Regions from separate parts of the Homo sapiens genome. Here region 2 is linked to region 1. A link is a loop called in an ENCODE intact Hi-C map of the cell type or tissue named here. Cell type or tissue: Caco-2. All regions are shown on one strand. Links, peaks and the distances in the headings refer to the core of each region. The heading gives the core; the rest is flanking DNA.

Region 1 (2,925 bases), core at 206-2,705:
AAATTGTGGTGGTGACACTAGAGAAGAAAATAACACACACACACACACACACACACACACACACACACACACACACGAAGTAGAGTCAAGAGGACTTGTTGATGAATCTATAGAATGATGGAGAGGGAAATGACAAGGCTAAGACATGCCCTTTTTGGTTAAAACAAAGACTGGGAAAAAGCAAGTTTTGCAGAAAAAGATTAACAATTCATGTTTCTAAATATGTGAATGTTGAAAAGTTTGTAATAGTTGTAAGTCATCCACATTGACATCCAAGATGCCAAGTTACTCATATATTATGGCCTCTGCTCTTATATACATGCATATGCAAGAAATAGGCAATGTAATTGGACTGCATACATGGGAGTTATTGGCCATGAAATGGTCATTAAAGGCAAGAGAGTTGACAATGACAAGACTAATCAAGGATAGAATGTAGAGTGAGAAGAGGGCCTATTACCCAATGTTGAGAAACTTGACTATTAAATATTTAGAATAAGTAAGAAGCTGGCTACAGAAGTTGAAAAGGAGGAGACATCAAGAAAAGGGGAAAGCTAGAACTGTGATTATTTCACAGCTAAGCAAAATTATTTCTTAAATGTTAAACTTTTGTTGCATGTTTTGGGATGTTTTGTTTTTAATGAGAAAACTGTATCCAAGAGGGTTGAAAATTATGGTAGACCACAGTGACTTTATTTAGATTTATTCTTTCCAATCAAGGATATTGGTTGTGTATTTTCTCTGGGAAATAAGAATTTTATCAGTATTGTTCATTGATCAATGATGAAAATGTGGACTATACAGATACTCAAAGCCAACATTCTAATACTCATCATTTTGCTAGTTAGAAAATAAATTAAATACATGTACCTTAGATTAATGTTTTTTGGTTTCATACTTCTTGAAGAACAGTAAAGATTTGAAGAGCTATAATGGCTTTGAGTCCTGTGCAACTTTTTTTTTTTTTTCCAGGTCTTCTACTTTATTGGCAAGCACTTAGAATCATAGCATCACTGTTCATTAGAACTAGAAAAGATAATTTTTCTTTTTATTTATTTAAATATTTTACTTCTAATTTTAGGTTCAGGGCTACATGTGCACTCATGACTTGTGCAACTTTTTTTTTTTTTTTTTTTGACGGAGTCTCGCTCTGTTGACAGGCTGGAGTGCAGTGGCGCCATCTCGGCTCACTGCAATCTCCACCTCCTGGGTTCAAGCAATTCTTCTGCCTCAGCCTCCCGAGTAGCTGGGACTATAGGCACATGCCATCATGCCCAGCTAATTTTTGTATTTTTAGTAGTGACGGGGTTTCACCATGTTGGCCAGGATGGTCTTGATCTCTTGACCTCAGGTAATCCACCCACTTCAGCCTCCCAAAGTGCTGGGATTACAGGTGTGAGCCACTGTGCCCAGCCTCCAGTGCAACTTTTTAATGTAAATGTTGGAAGTGCAAGGTACCAGCAGTTCCTTTTATCACGGCTCATTTGTGGTTCATACTCTCACATAGTCAGCCATAGACATTTCTTCCTATTGTTTATATGATGTTCCAGTTTTCACTTTGTATACTACTTTAGTTAAGAGCAGATTCTTGACTTCATTTACAAGCACTCTTGAGTTTGGGTAATTCCTCCAACTTCCCACAAATTCCTTCTGTGAAGCAAGTTTCATAGAAGTTAGATCTTAAGACATTTGAAATGACTTTCCCTGTTACACTCTAGAACACTGTTTACTTCAGCTGATACGTCCCTGCTTAGGCATATCACACTCTTTCATAAGGTTTCTATATCCATCCACCTAACTTTCAAACTCACATCATTTTTTTTCTCCTTTTCAGTTGGCTACCTTAATCTCTGTTTCTCAGGGCACAAATTTCTTCCCCAAAGTTTTTTCTGTATTTTTACCTAGTAGCTTGGGGGAGTCTGGTGTACAGTCTTAAGACATGAAGTTCAGAACAGATACATGCAAACAATTCCATCACATGTCTCAGAATAAGCTCTACAATGTAGTGAGTAGATCACAAATCTCTTTTAATGTGGCATGTTTACTGTTTGTGTTCTTTGTTCTTAACACTGCATCATGGTGAACTGCAGCTGCAAGTGAAAACAACAGAACTGGCAAGCATTATCAATCTAATATTTTGTTTCAAATTAATAGCGGATAAGTCCAAATTTGACTCAACTAATAAAATTATTAGTAAATGTGCAGTTAAATCTTGATCTCATTTTGGTATATCAGATAGACATGGTGATTTTGATTGGATTTTTCCATTTTAAAGTAGTACCTTTTATGATGCAGATAAGAGGTATAAATAAAGACTTTTTGTAAAAACATTTTCTTGGATTGGTGCAAGTTTTTTTGATTAAATGTAAAATTATTTAAGAGGCCAGATTTTCCATCAGACAAACCAATAGGAAAACAATGTTATGCTGGTCTTAACATAGCCATTTGGATTGACCAATGTGTCTTAAAAAAGTAGATTGAAGGATAATTCCTTCACCTTGAAAATATTGTTAACAAAATAAGCATCCACTTCTATAATATACCTAGACTGTAATTAAACTTCCAAATATTATAATGACTTGTTTTCTTAAAAATTTCTCTGTAAAACCTTGGTTACTTATGGTTTTATTGCTATGACAATCATTCCTAGGCCATAATATCCAAGATGTCTTATTATTGGCCAAGTATCTGAAAAGGGTGGATGGGTAAGACACCTGGATGAGGAGTCCAGACCTCGCTCACTATCTGAGTTACAAGAGAATTTCCTATGAATGTTATAATATGGCTAATTATTTTACATTCCATAAGCAACTCTACATAACTATGATATACTTAGAGAAGGCCAGTCCATTTGGTATTGAGAAGAGCCAATGTATTGAATTGTCAAAATAAGATGATGTGCTAGTCAAGTTACTCCAGAGAAAT
Region 2 (2,925 bases), core at 284-2,783, 790 kb after region 1:
TACTTTTCAATGGGACTGTACATTAATTGAATTCAATATTAATAAATAAAATTTAAAACATATTCCACAAATGAGGCTAAATAATATTCAAAGTGTTATTATAAATCCATTATACTGTCTCCATAGAGACACTGCTCATAAACTGTTCCTTTTTCAGCAACTGCAATTTTGTTGTTGTTGCTTTAGGAAAAGTTTTATTATGGTTATAGAACAGAATTGAAGTATATTTGCAAGTTGATATAGAGATATTTTCTGAGAATAAATTCCAAATGTGAGAATTTGCAGAAACTTTCAATTGTCATATAAAAAGAGTTAAAACATACTTTCAGATTTCTTCCAACGAATGAGTTGCAATACGCAATATGCACCCATGGTTAATAGAAAATTATCCTACAATAAGAATCATTTCATGTGACTAAACAAATTCCCAATGAGAAGCTAGGCACATCTAAAAGACGTTGTCTTTTCCAACTATCAAAAGATATCAAATATATAAAAAAAAAGACCTCAATGATTAAGTGTACTAACCTGAATAGCATTGGTTCAATTTAATATTTAAACCTACGTATTTAGAAAATTAAGCTCGGGGAGGCTCCAAGAAGGCTAACTAGAAACAGCTGCGGCAGGAGGCTCCCACCAAGAACAACAAAAACGGAGGGTGTATCCTGCACCATCAACGGAAGTATCCAGGTTCTCTCATTAGGGCTGACTAGGCAGTTGGCATGACCCACAGAGAGCGAGGGAAAGCAGGATGGTGCAACTGCCCACCTGGGAGCCACATGGGGTAAGGGAGCTCCCACCCCCAGCTAAGGGAGGAAGTGAGTGATTGTGCTGTCCTGCCTGGGAAACCATGCTTTTTCATGGATCTGTGCAAGTCGCGGATCAGGATATCACCCTCGTGAGCCCATGCCACCAAGGCATTGGGTCTCAAGCACAGAACTGTACAGATTCTCAGCTGCCACTCGGCTGGATATTGCCTAAGATTACGAGTTCCCGAAGTGGGGGGAAGTGTGGCCATCATTACTGCGGCTGCCTGCTGCTAAAGATGACTGAGCTCTTGTGGGTGAAGGGTGGCTGTCATCACTGCAGCTCCAGCCCGCTATTTTCCCCTGTGGGCGACTGGACGGATTTGACCCAGGAGGAATTTCCCACAGTGCAGCATAGCGGCTGTGGCAGATCGTGGCCAGACTACCTCATTAGGCTGGACCCTGGCCCATCTCTCTTCACTGGGCGAGGCCTCCCTGCAGGAATTTCAGCTACTCCAGCCAGGAATTTAGGGACAGACCACTGATATCCTTGGGACTGAGCCCCTGGAGGCAGAGGTGGCCGCAGTCACCGCAGATCAGCAGACTTAGTCTCCCCCTGCTGGCTCTGAGGAATCCAGGCAGGCCGGAGGAGTGGGATTTTCCACCAGTGCAACGCACCGCCTCTGCCAAGGTGCAGCCACAGTGCTTCATTAAGCAGGTCCTGGATCCTGTACCTCCTGACTGGGTGAGACCCCTCCCAACAGGGGTTGCCAGACACCTTACACAGGAGAGTTCCCGCTGGCATCAGGTCGGTGCCTCTCCGGGACAGAGATCCCAGAGGAAGGAGCAGGCAGCCATGTTTGCTGTTCTGCAGCCTCCACTGGTGACATCTCCAGGTGCAGGAGGGTCCCAGGTGACTAAGTTCTGTAGTGAATCCCCAGCAAACTTCAGCAGCCCTATGGAAGAGGGGCCTGAGTTTTAAAAGAAAAACAAACAAACAGAAAACAACATCAACAAAAAGTCCCCACAAAAACCCCAACCATAGATTAGCAGCCTCAAAGATCGAAGCTAAATAAACTCACAAAGATGAGAAAGAATCAACAAAAAAATGGTGAAACTCAAAAAGTCAGAATGCCTCTTCTCCTCCAAATAATTCCAACACTTCAGCAAGGGCACAGAACTGGGCAGAGGCTAATATTGATGAATCAACAGAAGTAGGCTTCAGAAGGTGGGTAATAATGAACTTTGTTGAACTAAAGAAGCATGTTCTAACCCAATGCAAAGAAGCTAAGAATAATGATAAAACATTGCAGGAGCTGTTAACCAGAATAACCACTTTAGAGACAAACATAAATGACCTGATGGAGCTGAATAACACAACACGAGAACTTCACAATGCAACTATAAGTATCAATAACTGAATAGACCAAGCAGAGGAAAGAATTTCAGAGCTTGAAGACTATCTTTTTGAAATAAGACAGGCCGACATGTTTAGAGAAAAAAGAATGAAAAGAAATGAATAAAATCTCTGACAGCTATGATTATGTAGAAAGGCTGAACTTAAGACTGATTGGGGTACCTGAAAGAGACAGGGAGAACAAACCAAGTTGGAAAACATACTTCAGAATATCATCCAGAAGAACTACCCAACCTAGCAAGACAGCCCAACATTCAAATTCAGGAAATCCAGAGAACCCCAGTAAGATACTCCAAGAGAAGATCAACCTCAAGACACATAATTATCAGATTCTCCAAGGTCAAAATAAAGGAAAAAATACTAACGGCAGCCAGAAAAAAAGGCCAGGCCATCTACAAAGGGAAGCCCATTAGACTAACAGTGGACCTCTCAGCAGAAACTGACCTCTCAGCCAGAAGAGATTGGGTGGACCTCTCAGCCAGAAGAGATTGGGTACCAATATTCAACATTCTTAAAGAAAAGAATTTCCATCCCAGAATTTTATATCTAGCCAAACTAAGCTTCATAGGTGAAGAAGAAATAAAATCCTTTTCAGACAAGCAAATGCTGAGGGAATTTGTCACCACCAGGCCTGCCTTGGAAGAGCTCATGGAGGAAGCATTAATATGGGGAGGGGGGGTGGGTAGGGGAAGAAAAAACCGTCACCAGCCACTGCAAAAACACACTAAAGTAGAAAGACCACTGGCACTATGAAGCAAAGAC

The links. Hi-C counts contacts between places; a loop is a spot of excess contacts. Peaks named below come from ENCODE experiments on the same cell type or tissue, not always from the same donor. Only the 100,000 strongest peaks of a DNase experiment are listed, where the experiment ranks them.
Region 2: a loop joins it to region 1, with 21 times the contacts of the local background. A loop is called at or near these places in 9 of 110 quality-filtered maps.

What each region holds. Positions count from the first base shown.
Region 1 is chr6:114,749,538-114,752,462 of GRCh38, forward strand. No RefSeq gene overlaps it. Among named protein-coding and RNA genes, the nearest start is that of LNCPOIR, 210 kb to the left of the region's middle. In Caco-2, for the core only: no CTCF peak of the experiment used is centred there; no DNase peak of the experiment used is centred there.
Region 2 is chr6:115,544,185-115,547,109 of GRCh38, forward strand. No RefSeq gene overlaps it. Among named protein-coding and RNA genes, the nearest start is that of LINC02534, 98 kb to the right of the region's middle. RefSeq lists an enhancer at 2,912-2,925. In Caco-2, for the core only: a CTCF peak has its summit at 1,368 (motif pointing left); a DNase peak (open chromatin) is centred at 1,357; H3K4me3 peaks cover 199 bases.